Linked DNA regions of Mus musculus: region 1 is linked to region 2. A link is a loop called in an ENCODE intact Hi-C map of the cell type or tissue named here. Cell type or tissue: gastrocnemius. All regions are shown on one strand. Links, peaks and the distances in the headings refer to the core of each region. The heading gives the core; the rest is flanking DNA.

Region 1 (4,500 bases), core at 942-3,441, 100 kb before region 2:
AGAAACAAAAAACACCACCGGACGTTTGCAGGAAGCCATTATCAACACGCTTGGAGAAAAGCCTTGGATAGCGCAGGCGCGGCCTGGCCACAGCACAGACAAGAGTTGGGGAGGCTGGCGCAGACAGGCTACGCCCAGTGTCTGGAGCCAGGACTTGGGCACAACGCACCGCCCTGACAGAAGGAACACAGGGCATCACCTGAACCTGTACGCTCAGAGCTGGGTGGCCTGGCTTCCTCTCCACTATTTTGTTAAACATCTCCACTTGAGTACACACACTTGCACTTAAGCTGAGTGGCAGTTCTAGAAATAGAGACTGAGCAAGCAGAGAGGGAAGGAGCCAGTGTTAAGATGGCGGAAGTGGCAGAAACGGGAAACAGCCACTCCCCATCCAAAAACCTGTGACCACCCTTGCCCCATCACCCTTGATTCAGCTCCCCTTTCCGTCCCTTATGCAAAGGGGACAGGGGACACGGGAGGTACTGGCTTTCATCATCAGACAGTCATCTACATCTCAGAAGACAGGCGGAGACAATGACAATGCTTGCTTGGACTATGGACTACCTGGCAGAGGAACCGAGGCTCCCCAGAGAGAGGGTGCTTTTTCCTCTGTCCTTTTCTTACTTGGATAGTCACGTGTCAAGGGTCAGCCACCCTGAAGACACATGGCCAGGTTCCAGGGTTCAGGGAACCAACTGCCTTTTTGCACATGGTAAAAAAAAGCGCAGCCGCTGCCCTGGCGTGGCGGCTTAGACTGGACAGCAGGGGCGGGGAAAAAAACACGACGTGCAAATGCACTCACACTCACGCGCACTCCCTTCACTAGTGCCACTATGCACAGAGACACTAAAGTCACAACTAGTATTAACACTTCACATTACGAGTATTGTTTCCAAAGAGAAGCGATTCATGGAATTAAAACATCCACAGGAAGTTCCTCCACGAGGGCGATGAAGCTGCAGGTGGTGAGGTCTGGTCATGACTGTGCGTGAGGGATCCACTGACTGTCCATGGGCCGGCCTAAGAGCTCTTCCACGCGCCGCGCCACGTCCATCGTGTCTTCCAGATCGAAGTCCCCATCGGTATCAAGGACGGAGTCCGGGCTTCAGAGGAAAGGACAAATGATGAGGGGGAGGGGCAAAGGTTATCAGAGGTCATCTGAAACCCCACAACCCATCAGTTGAGTGAGCTGGGCTCTCACTAGAAAGATCTCCTGATAGAAATCAGAGAGGCCTTTGCTGGCTAGGTCATCAGACCGTCCTGTCTATTCTGGATGCCCACTCCCAAACTCCACCCAGCCCTTACACACAAAGTGTGGCAAATATCCATTTTTCAGAGAAGACAAACAGATGCCAATTTGCTCATGGCCACTGATGCTTTAAATATCTGGTGCAATCTCCCCCTGTGGAAGGCCAGTGCCTGGACTTAGGCTGGGTGAGGTTAGTTCCAGATAACCTTCAGGTTCCTTTGCCCTGACTCCAGGCCTTAGGAAGCCCAGCCTGACGCCAAGGCCCCAGTTGCTCCCATTTATGCCCCCAAGAGCATGACCTACTTGGGTGGGTACATGTTGTAGTGAGCCTGAGGGCACACGACTGGGGAAGGAGCCTGATCCATGTAGGTGGCGCCACTCCCAGCATCTGTGGATGCATTTGCAAACCTGTAGAAGGAAGCAGAACACAACCTCAGCCACATGGACTGGAGGAGGGGTTAGGGGGCATCTTCATGTCTTTTTCAGGACATAGGAAGTTGGACCCCAGGGGCCTGTCCACAGCATGACTGGAACTCAGTTATATCTCAAAGGCTAAGCCAGGTTTCCTGGGGTCTTAGGGACTGGACTCAGGTGCTGGGGGAAGAACACAAACGAGAGAGAGAGAGAGAGAGAGAGAGACAGAGAGAGAGAGACAGAGAGAGAGAGACAGAGAGACAGAGAGAGAGACAGAGAGAGACAGAGAGAGAGAGACAGAGAGACAGAGAGAGAGACAGAGAGAGAGAGACAGAGAGAGAGAGACAGAGACAGACAGAGAGACAGACAGAGACAGACAGAGAGACAGACACACAGAGAGAGTCACAGAGAGAGACAGAGAGAACACAAGAGCACCAGAAGAGAGCGGGCCCTGGGCCCTGGACACTTACTCGGGGACCACCTGCTTGATCTGTGGCTTCACGTATCCGTCAGCTGCTTTCGCTGCCGGGGAGAAGAACAGTGAAAACCAGGGACCTCAGAGACACCTCCCTCAAGAACTTATCTTTTCTAGGGTTAGGACACAGCCTCTTAATCTCAACTCAGAACATGACCGACACAGCAGGTAACATTTCTGTCTTCTGGGAGGCTTGCTGCCGATGTGAGGCACTGAAAGTACAAATTGGGCCACCTTCCAGGTCAGCTGGCACGGTTTAGAAAGTCCCCACAGAGAAGGCAGACACTTCCATGCGCGTGTAGTTAACTTCTAGTGGTGCATATTTGTGAAAAAAAATTTTTTCTTTTGAAGCAGGATCTCACTATGTAGGATAGGCTGCCTTCATGTTCACAGAGATCTGCCTGTCTCTACCTTATGAATTTATGACTATGTCTGACTTTTTGTCTGGTATTGGGGACTGAAGAACCTAGGGCATCGTATATACTAGGGCATCGTATATACTAGGCAAAAGCTCTACCCCTAAGATCCCCCCACCTCTTTTCAGACAGTGTCTTGCTAAGTTGCACATGCTGGCTTTGAACTCACTCTCTACCCCAGGCAGGTGTTGCATTTTGGATCTTGCTGCCTCAGCCTCCCAAACTGAGACTATGACTGTGCTTGCAGGCATAATTGAAAAATAAAAGCTTTGAAAACTTCACAGTTGGAGCTGGCAAGACAGCTCAGTGGGTAAAGGTCCTTGTCACAAAGCTTGATCACACAAGTCCCACCCCTGGGACTCACACAGTGGAAGAAGACTGCCGACTCCCAGTGACTGTCTTCCTACTCCCCACATGCACACCATGGTATATGTGTGTAACACACACACACACACACACACACACTAAAAACAGACAGATTGGGTTTCTATGGAAATCACAAGTCTTTGTTCTTGAGAAAATAAAACTTAATACAGAGAAAAGATTTTCTGTATAGATAAATCAATAGGGGATTAACTATTTTTCTTGTGTGTGTGTATATACACACATGTTTCTGTGCGGCATATTTATGTGCATGTGTGTACATGCATGTGTGTGCCCAGGCATGTGGAGGAACACATACACTAGTATTACAAGTGCCACATCACCTGGCTTTTTAAAAAGTATGGGCTCTAGGGATTAAACTCGCAGCAAGTACTCTGTAGACTGAGCATCTCACCCTCAGATGAGTATATTTTCTATATAAAAATATAACTTCAAAAAACCAAGGAAGAAATACAAACATGTTTTTCACAGAAAAAAATTATCAATGGCCAGAGCTGGCCATTGGTGGATGAAGAATCTAGGTTCAGGAGCTAAGCCAAGCTGAAACCCTGGCTTGGCCCCTTCCCAGTCCTGGGATCTTTGGCAAATTATTTTATTTCCCTATGCCTCAGTTTCCTGTAAAAGAGGAGTTCCAGTCACACTATAAGCCAGCTCTCAATGAAATGTTTTCCTTTGTAAGAGCTGTCTTGGTCACGGTATCTCTCCACAGTGGTAGAACAGTGACTAAGACGGATACTCTAGGAAACTCAGAGCCATCCAGCAAATGCTAGCTTCTGCTACCATGCTAATTAATCTGGAATTATTAATCATCATATGCAAAGGTTGCCTAGAATCAGATAAATACACACAGGACTTATAATGTACCATTTTCATGCCAACCAGACTGGCAGACATGAATGGAGGCTATTCTGTGGTTGGCAAAAAGACAGAGAAGCAGATGTCCAACAGAGAGCTGTGGGAAATGTGAATTTGGGTTTTTGAATGCAGTTTTGGATGCGTCAAAAAAAAAAAAGCTTATAAAGCTTATGCCCTTTGACCTAATTCTGCTTAGGAATTTATCTGAAGGAATAGTTGAACAAGGTACTTGTACTAGGTTATCTCAATATCAGTCATTAGTGAAAATGAAGTAAATTAAATACTAAGAATCTCAATTGCCTAACCGTGATCTTCGAAAGTCACTAGGTAATGGAATCCTGTGCAATCCTGAAGACAGTGCTACATGAATGCATTACTGACCTGCAACTCTGTGTGTGTGTGTGTGTGTGTGTGTGTGTGTGTGTGTGTGTGTGTGTGTGTGAAATCAGGGCACTTAGGATTATGCACGCTTTGACCTTTCACCCCGACCTCCATTACTGAGGTGCCCTGGCCTCAGTTCCCATCACCAACTTCCTGCTTGGCTGGAGGCAGCCTAGGGGCTCTGGGGAGCTTTTCAGCCACCCCAGCTGGGCTTTCTCTCTCAGCCTAGGATGCTTGTCCTCTGGGTCTCTGCAAAGCCAGTTTCCTTACTTTGTTCAAGTCTATTCACGTGTCACTTCCTCAGAAACCTCCTCTGACCCCTCAGG
Region 2 (8,384 bases), core at 2,727-5,226:
TTGAAGCCGTTTCCTTGGCAGGCATGCAAATGGTCAGGAAAGAAACCAGGAGAGAGGATAGGGTTGAAGGAAGCCAGGGATCTCAGTGGTCCCTCACGCTGGGTCCATTAGCAGGGGTTTATCGGAAGTCCTAGGGAAATCGCATCCCTCAGAAAGCTCCAGGCAGCGTGGGCAGGAGGCTGAGGGCAAGTTGTGCTCATTGCGCTTCCCCCCTACCCCCACCCCTGCCCGGCAGCGAAAGCAGTTGACGGATACGTGAAGCCACAGATCAAGCAAGTGGTCCCTGAGTAAGTGTCCAGAGCCAGCTCTGGGGCTCCCGATACCTCTCTGTCCTCTTCTACCTCCAATACTGGGAAATGTGGCTTAAGCCCTTGAGAAGGAAAGATTCAACTGTCCTGGGATAGCACCCAGGACCTCGTGCCTGCAGCTTGAGTCCCAGAGCCCAATGGGGACACTTTGATCAAATGACATGAAGATGCTAGAAGCCCCCACCCCCACCCGCCATCTGTACCACTGGTCTCTCTGGACCCTGAGGCCGAGGTCTGCTTCTTTTTTGCAGGTTCGTCAATGCATCCACAGATGCCGGAGCCAGCGCCACCTACATGGACCAGGCTCCTTCCCCAGTCGTGTGCCCTCAACCTCACTACAACATGTACCCACCCAAGTAGGTCATGGTTTTACAGGGGTCCATGGGGAGAAACTGGGGCTGGGCCTCAGGCTAGATTCTTGAGGTACAAAAGCATCCAGAGGTCCCCTGAATTTGACTTTATCCAGGCCTGGGCTGTAGCTCTGCCCAAGTTATAGGAAGGTGAAGTCAGTCGCTCAGAGCATTTTGGAACTAGACAACAAGGGTCCTGTCCTCTTTCTGGTACAGTTTATATGATCCTGAGAAATTTTTCTCAGGTGCATGTAGAGGCAACAGGTGTTCCTCCCCACCTCCCCTGGGGTGGGGGTGGGGAATTGGGATCAGGCTCAAATGGAATGGTGATGTGGAACCTTTACATGTAGGGTTGTCAGAAGGGTGTAAGACGCTGCTGCTGCTTCTGTTGGCATGGATACAAGGAAGGAGTGGGAGAGTTGGTCCTTTCTAAGCGATAGTGGCCAAGGCTGGATACCTGGGTTTAGGGAGGTAGCACACTGCAGTTGGACAGCACGTGGCAATCACAAAGACTTACATTCTCTTTTAAAAGTTTTAAGTTGTGTGTGTGTGTGTGTGTGTGTGTGTGAGAGAGAGAGAGAGAGAGAGAGAGAGAGAGAGAGAGAGAGAGAGAGAGAAGAGAGAGAGAGAGCACGAGAGCTTGCATGAATCAGTTCTGTGCTCCCACTATTCCAGGACTGAACTCAAGTCACCAGGATTGATTTGTTGGCAAGCATCATTGAGCCGTATCTCCAGCCTCTATATTATCATTTATGTATATGGTATAGATCTACGTGTCCATGTAGCTCTGTGCAAGTGTGCACACGTGCGGAGACCAGGGGTCAATGCCAGACATATTTCTCAATCACTTTCCACCTTATTTTCTGATCTGTCTCTCACTGAACCTGAAACCCATTTGCCTAGGCTGGCTGGCCAATGGGTTCCAAAGATCCCCCTGTGTCTGTCTTCCCCACCCCCCTGTGCTGGGGTTACAGACACACTGCCACACCGATATTTGTGTAGGCACTGCAGATCTTACCTCAGGTCCTCTTGCGTGTGAAGCAGTCCCTTGGCTCAGGCACTGCCCAGCCTCCTTTGGAAGTTCTTACTAGCGATGTGTATTGTATGGAGGGGTGAGCTTCATGATGGTATTATCATTCAAGCCCTAGGCTCTGATTCTTAGGCTCTATGTAGTCCTACTGGCCTGGAATTCACCTGTCTTTGCCTTACAAGTGAAAGCTGGGATTAAAAGCCTGCACTACCACACCCAGCCAAGATCTAGAGTCTGATTCTAGCTGCAGGTGGCTCCAAACAAGTTTCCCAGTTCCTAATTCTCACTTTAAGATGGTTTGGAGGATTAGTGGTCAGTGGCTGAAAGCCACTACGGGGGGGGGGGGTCATGAAGGATGTGGTAGCATATGTAAGTGAAGAATGTCATACATAGGTGAGTGGCCAGTCACCTTGTCTTATAAGTACAGGCAAGGGGAAAACGCCCTGAGATCATGGTATGAAGCAAGAGTGGAATGGAAGTAGATTATCTTCCCCAATCCAGCCTGGTGGGAGTTCCAGGCCAGGCTGCCATGGGTCCTGTCCTCAGGAGACTCCAGTCTTTGTGAGCAGCAGCCTGAGGACGCTCTATGGGGGTTTGGAGCCATGAGACCTGCCAGTTTCTCCAACATCCCTCTCTTTGCCAGCCCTGACCCTGTCCTTGACCAAGATGGCGAGTTTGACCTGGATGAGAGCATGGATGTTGCCAGGCACGTGGAAGAACTTTTACGCCGGCCCATGGACAGTCTCGACGCCCGCCTCTCCCCACCTGCTGGTCTCTTCACCTCCGCTAGAAGCTCCCTGTCCTGAACGCTGGACTCCATGCTTCTCTTGGAAAACCACCTTCAGTGTGAGGAGCCCACGTCAGTTGTAGTATCTCTGTTCATACCAACAATGGCTTTGCACGTTTCACAGGGCTACCTTGCCCACACAGTTCTGGGTTTGTGGCTAAAGCGGTGGTGACCTTTTTGTTCAGACCTCAAGGGCCCCCAGGGCCTCTCGTGTAAGAGCTGAACCTATCATTGCTGACAAACCTATTTCTCCGGTGTCCTTTTTCTGTCCAATGGCCATTTCAGTGAAATTCTAGAAAAGGCAGGGAGGCAGGTTTAGGCAACTAAGTTGGAGTTTTACTCCTAAGCTAGAAGCTTCGCCCAGACCGGTGTGCTCCTGTCCTCGCACAGGTGGAAGATTGGGGTTCATCTTAGTGACCCTTTATACCTTTGTGTATACATACGGGCTGCAGACTTTGTGATTGCTCGGTGTGCTTAAGCTGTTCCCTTCAACACAGCAGAGGGCTGCCACAGCCGAGTGTCAGTTCTTGCGCCAGGGTGGATGGACGTGAGATTCAAGTCTAACGGCCTTGTCCACGTTCCCACCATCCCTTTTCTCCATTCGATATCCTCACCCTTCCAGATGGATTCATCCTTCTTGCTTTTTTTTTTTTTTTTATGTTTTTGCTTTGCTTTTTTGAGACAAGGTCTCTCCATATATCCCAGACTATCCATGAATGATCCTCCTACCTGTTTCTAGAGTGCTAGGATTACAGGCATGCATGACCACACGTGGCCTCATCCTTTCTTCCTTTCCTGTTTGCAACCTTGCTTATTATATCAGAAAGGAGGGGAATACTGGGGGTCTGGGAGGAGGAAACCTGGGGCGAAAAACCTGTAGCACACAAAACCTGTACACACTGTCTGAAGGAAGGGGGTGGGGAGCGCTCAGTCTGCTCCACTCTGCTGGGCGGCAAGACCTAGAACGGGCCCTGCACTGTCCCACCATGGGTTGTGGTCTCAGAAATCGCTTCAGCAGCTCTTCCCTGGAGGCTGTGACAGAGCAGCCAGGAGGAGCCGACTAGGAGTCCTGGCTTCCAACCTCTCTGAAGGAAGCAGAGGGATGCTTTTTATATTTTGTACATAGAACTCAACATTTATGTAAACAGTGTTTTTGAATAAAGTTTTTGTTGGTTTGGTTTTTGCAAATCTACCAGTCTGCTTCCTGGTTTACTGGGCTGTGTGATGGATGGGCTTTTCACTAAAGTTGAAGTTTTGTTCCCAATTTTAGCTTGGAGTTATCTCTGCTCCCTCTGCTGTGATCTTAAGGGTGCTGCTGCCCTAAAGCAGTGTCAGAAAGCTAAACACTCTCTCTCTCTCTGTGTGTGTGTGTGTGTGGTGTATGTGTGTATTTGTTAGGGGCTACATGCCCAGGAAAATGTGTGTGTGTTAGGGGCTACATGCCCAGGAAAGCAGGGGTTTAAGGGCTTGGGGAAAGAAGGTGCAAGAATGAAAGCAAAGCTATAGTCCAGGCTACCCCTCCCCAGCAGCCCCCTAAGCAATCACAGGGGCCAGGGCCAGAGTGCCTGTCAACCTTCCTGTGGCCAAGGGCATTAGAGAGCCTGGACAACAGCCCTTCATCCCCTGGCCTCTTCCCAGAGCCTAGCAGGTGACATCAGCCAACTGCTGCCATAGACTGAGAAAGCAAAGGAAACTAGTCAGGACAGAGAGGCCTGCCTTGCCCTAGCTGGACCTCTGGCACCCAGGTACAATTAGTCCAGGACTCAGGGTTGGAGCCTTGGACTTAAAGAGCACACTCCTGGGCTGGAGTGAGCAGGTAAGAGCACTGACTGCTCTTCCAAGGTCATGAGTTCAAATCTCAGCAACCACATGGTGGCTCACAACCACCTGTAACAAGATCTGACACCTTCTTCTGGCGCATCTGAGGACAGCTACAGTGTACTTGTGTATAGTAATAATTCTTTGGGCTGGAGCCAGCCGAGGTCCTCAAATTCAACTCCCAACAACCACATGAAGGCTCACAACCATCTGTACAGCTCCAGTGTACTCATATACATCTTTTTAAAAAGGGGGGGGGCACACTACTGAGGATTGAGGGTTGGGGCATGAGGAACTGTAAGACAGGTTACCTCAGAGTTCCAATCATGTTTGGGGGAAGGAGCTCAGTTCACAGCCTGTCCCAGGCAGGGTGGCTGGGGATTGGAAGCAGGGTCTGGCCCTGCCTCAGTCGTGCTAAGAACACTGATCCCTGCTTCCATCTCTGCAGAGGCGGCACTGGTATCTCTCACCGAGGCACCCAGTGCAGGGCTGGGCTCCAAGGTACTGAGCAGGGAGAGGAGTAGGTGGGGGGTGCTGTGAGCAGGCGCCTTGTCTGTGGCCTTTTCCTCAATTATCGTTGCTGACTGCCCAGGGGCCCTGTAGCCACCAGCCAGGGAAGTGGCTGCAAGTTGTCCCCACTGTAAAGAAGGTGATAATGGGCCAACTGTGGAAGGAGAGGCCTTGGTCTACACCCCAGCCCTCCCGCCCTCCATTAGGGAGCTTATCTGACTCCAGAACAAACACAGCAGCTTTGGGAGGGCAGAGGGAGGAGGCCACTCTGACACTGTCCTGCCACTGGACTATGACCTCTGGCTCCTGGGTCACCTCTTCTGGAGGACGGTAGCTGATGTAAGGTGGGGGGCCTGCATCACCCTGGGAATGAGAAGCAAACAGAACTTCAACCGAGCTGGGCTGCTCTATCCCCTCTTATCATGTGCTCCTAGCCCGGCTCTGCCTCTTCCAAGCACAACCTAGGCAAAGGTGGTCCCGCCAGCCAGCCAGCCCCCACTGCCAGACAGTTCCTATATAATCTTTATTTCTGGAAGTTAAAGTAGTTACAGCAATATACAAAAACAAACAACAACAAAAAACAACCCACAATAATATAAATTTTTACACTAGAAAGTTTACATTGGAATCTGAGTGCAGTGGCCAGAACACAAGCCACTGCACTGAAAGGCTAAGCAGTCTGCAGGCTGGGTGAGGCTGGGGCCAAGTGGGGCCAAGGAGAGGGAAAGTGGGCAGTTCCAGGGGCTCACTATGGGTGGTTAACCCAGGCACACAGACTTCCCAGAGCCCCTGAGGTACAACACCAGCCCCAGAGAAGCCCTCACCTTGTTCCTGGGTCCCCAGGATTGAAAGCCATAAAAATGCCCAAGCCTTGCCTTCCTAAATACCCTTTCAGTTTATAAGTTCAGCTTATTGTATAACTAAAGAACATTGATGGGGTGGGAGAGCAGTAACTGTCTCGAAGCAGAAGGCTGGGGTGGTCAAGGCAAGCAGTTCGTCTTGGAGACAATGTCCTCACTGCCCTTAATTCAGACACTGGTTAACTGGAAGGAAACAATTCCACAGACACTGATCAGCTGAATGAGGTGGCTTTGAGTCACTGAATCTAGCCATGCCTCTGTCAGGAAAGGCTTGCCTTGAACACTCAGTGTTCCAGTAAGCTGAGTGAGCGAAGCAAGCAAGCGACATGGAGGCCACAGTAGGTGCAGGAACTGTGTTCCACCTCACCTGGGAGACCCAATGGGGAGCAGACAGTTGCCAGTCTCAGGGGAGGCCAAGAATACACCACTCATATGAGGGCAGACCTGGAGTATATGTCAGCTTTTGCCCTGTGGTTACAGATATCCCTGGGAACCAAGCGCATAGAATAAGGACCATACTCCCTGAGCTTTGCTGAGGGCCTGTAGTCTGAGGCAGGTTCAAACCTGTAAGGCAATCCCTCTCGACACAAGGTCCTGAGGCAGGGATTCCCAATAGAAGCAGGACAGAGGGCCTTTGGACATGGGAAGGGGACATACTACCAGCAAGGTCAAGTGGGAAAGGAAGGCAGGTTGACCCTAGGCCCAGTAAGGCACCCACAGGGCAGGCTGACCCTGAAACAGGGTCTGGAGTCTGGGTTGGGGAGGGAGTAGGGTGATGACAAAGGCTTTCCAGTGCCCTTGGCCTACCTCACACCTCCAACCGACAAGCATACTGGGTAAACAAAACCCAGGGATATCTAGGTTCTCTCTAGCCTTTGTGTTTGAACCAGAGGCCAAGCCACAGCTCTCGGATCTCTTTTACAGATTTGATCTGCAACCATTCCAGGGTTTATATAGATGATCAGCCTGAAGACAGCGCTGGAGAGGCTGTTAACTGAGTATTCCTTGATATGGAAAGGCTATGCTGTGTCAGTGTGTTTTGCCCTTTAATTCTTATTTTTTTTTTTTTTAATTTAAAGAGGAACCTCTGGGCTTAGTCCTAGCTTCTATGTGGATATTAGCAAGGTTGAAAGTGCAGAGCCAGGAGTTCCCAGCCTGGGGTATCAGCTCACAGAGTGGGGCAACAGGATGCCATGGGCACCAGGAGGCACTTGTCTAACAACCAACCCCGAGCTGCTGAAAAAGGAGGGCAGGCGGGCAGGACAGGAGGTGTTCCCCTTGCTCCCTTCTGCTCTCAGCCCCATCCCCAGACTCAGAGGTGCTCTCCTCTTTACATAACAGTTTATCACCCACACTCACTCATTTCTCTATTTTAAAAAGTGCCCAGATTGCCCAAAGATAGCAGAAGTAGGAAATTAAAAAAAAAAATCTGGAACCACAAAGTTAGGAGTTTCAGACGATATGGGGTTCGGCTGCTTAGGGGTGGAGCACGGGGCAGGTGTCTCAAGTCACGTCTCTGCAGCTTCTGGTTTCAGCTCCTCACATGGGGGAGGTAGCACACTCCGAGGTCAGATCCATGTCAAACGTGAGCGACTCTGCAGAGACACACAGAGAGTGTCAGTTCAGCCACCTGACTAAAGCCGACTCACAAACCCTCATCCCTCTGTACGAGGACAGGGCTCAGGAACCACCAGTCTCCTGTTCCTTCAGACATGGACAAGGTCAGAAAAGCCAGACTTCCTGCCCCTCACAGGAGGGCCTTGCCCTCCCAGAAGAGCACAGTCTCCACCTCAGCCCTCACTCTCTCTTTCAGGGGTCTGAGGCTGCCCTGGGTGTGGTAGCCTTAGCCACACACTGCCACCTGAGACTAGCCTAAATCAAAGGCATCAAAGCCACTCCATTTCAAAGACTCAGTAGAGGAGGCGGGACAGGGGAGGACAGCTCCATGATTTCTCAGATGCTGAAGTGCCGCTGCTGCTTACCCAAGCTGTCAAAGTCTCTTACTGCTTTTACTGTGGCTACTGGGAAACTGCATGTGTGTGAGTATCATTTCCACAGCAGAACATGGCCCTAGAGCCATTTTTTGTTTTGTTTTGTTTTTTCAAGACTGGGTTTCTCTGTGTAATAGAGCCCCGGCTATCCTGGACTCACTTTATAGACCAGGCTGGCCTCAGAACTCACAGGGAGGGATCATTCTGCCTCAGGCTTGGGCCACCACACCCAGCTCTAGAGCCGATTTCTACCAGTGTGGATGGCAGGCCCTGGCTCTGTACAGGCAAGCATCAATGGGGCCTGACCCTCCAAACACTCACCAAACTGCCCTCCTGCTGAGGGCTCAGCACCTTCACCGTTATTTCCAAACTGCATCAATGAATCTAAAGTGCGGGGGGACATCGGCAGGTCAATGGTATTGCTGCAGGTCGTTCTGTAGGAAAGGGGGGACGGCAGGAGTGGGAAGGGCCAGGTTGACAAGACACAATGGAGGGGGAAAAAAAAAAAGAACAAACACACACACACAAGCCATCAAACTCTGGTCTCCAACAGAAAAAATAAAAACTCAAGCTTTTTAAACACACAAGGTCACTCTGAGCACTAAACAAGCCCAGCAGCTACCAGCCCTTCACGGTAACTCTCACCCCATGTCCTCCCTATTCCTGGGGACAACTGAGCACACTAGGACACTAGAAATGAATGCGAAACTGGGAAGGGCGGCCACTTACG

Evidence for each region. Hi-C counts contacts between places; a loop is a spot of excess contacts. Peaks named below come from ENCODE experiments on the same cell type or tissue, not always from the same donor. Only the 100,000 strongest peaks of a DNase experiment are listed, where the experiment ranks them.
Region 1: it touches region 2 in a loop (2.0-fold over the local background); 4 of 42 quality-filtered maps call a loop at or near these places.

Annotation. Positions count from the first base shown.
Region 1 is chr11:100,782,120-100,786,619 of GRCm38, forward strand. It overlaps Stat5b (signal transducer and activator of transcription 5B), which reads right to left. Exons shown (of 19, transcript NM_001113563.2): 17 at 2,134-2,185; 18 at 1,553-1,657; 19 at 1-1,103. The coding sequence ends at 977. Among named protein-coding and RNA genes, the nearest start is that of Ghdc, 13 kb to the left of the region's middle. In gastrocnemius, for the core only: no CTCF peak of the experiment used is centred there; a DNase peak (open chromatin) is centred at 2,369.
Region 2 is chr11:100,881,503-100,889,886 of GRCm38, forward strand. It overlaps Stat5a (signal transducer and activator of transcription 5A), which reads left to right. Exons shown (of 20, transcript NM_011488.3): 18 at 236-287; 19 at 560-664; 20 at 2,332-3,667. The coding sequence ends at 2,494. It overlaps Stat3 (signal transducer and activator of transcription 3), which reads right to left. Exons shown (of 24, transcript NM_213659.3): 22 at 8,384; 23 at 7,976-8,088; 24 at 5,304-7,258. The coding sequence ends at 7,203. Among named protein-coding and RNA genes, the nearest start is that of Stat5a, 26 kb to the left of the region's middle. In gastrocnemius, for the core only: no CTCF peak of the experiment used is centred there; a DNase peak (open chromatin) is centred at 4,098; H3K27ac peaks cover 456 bases.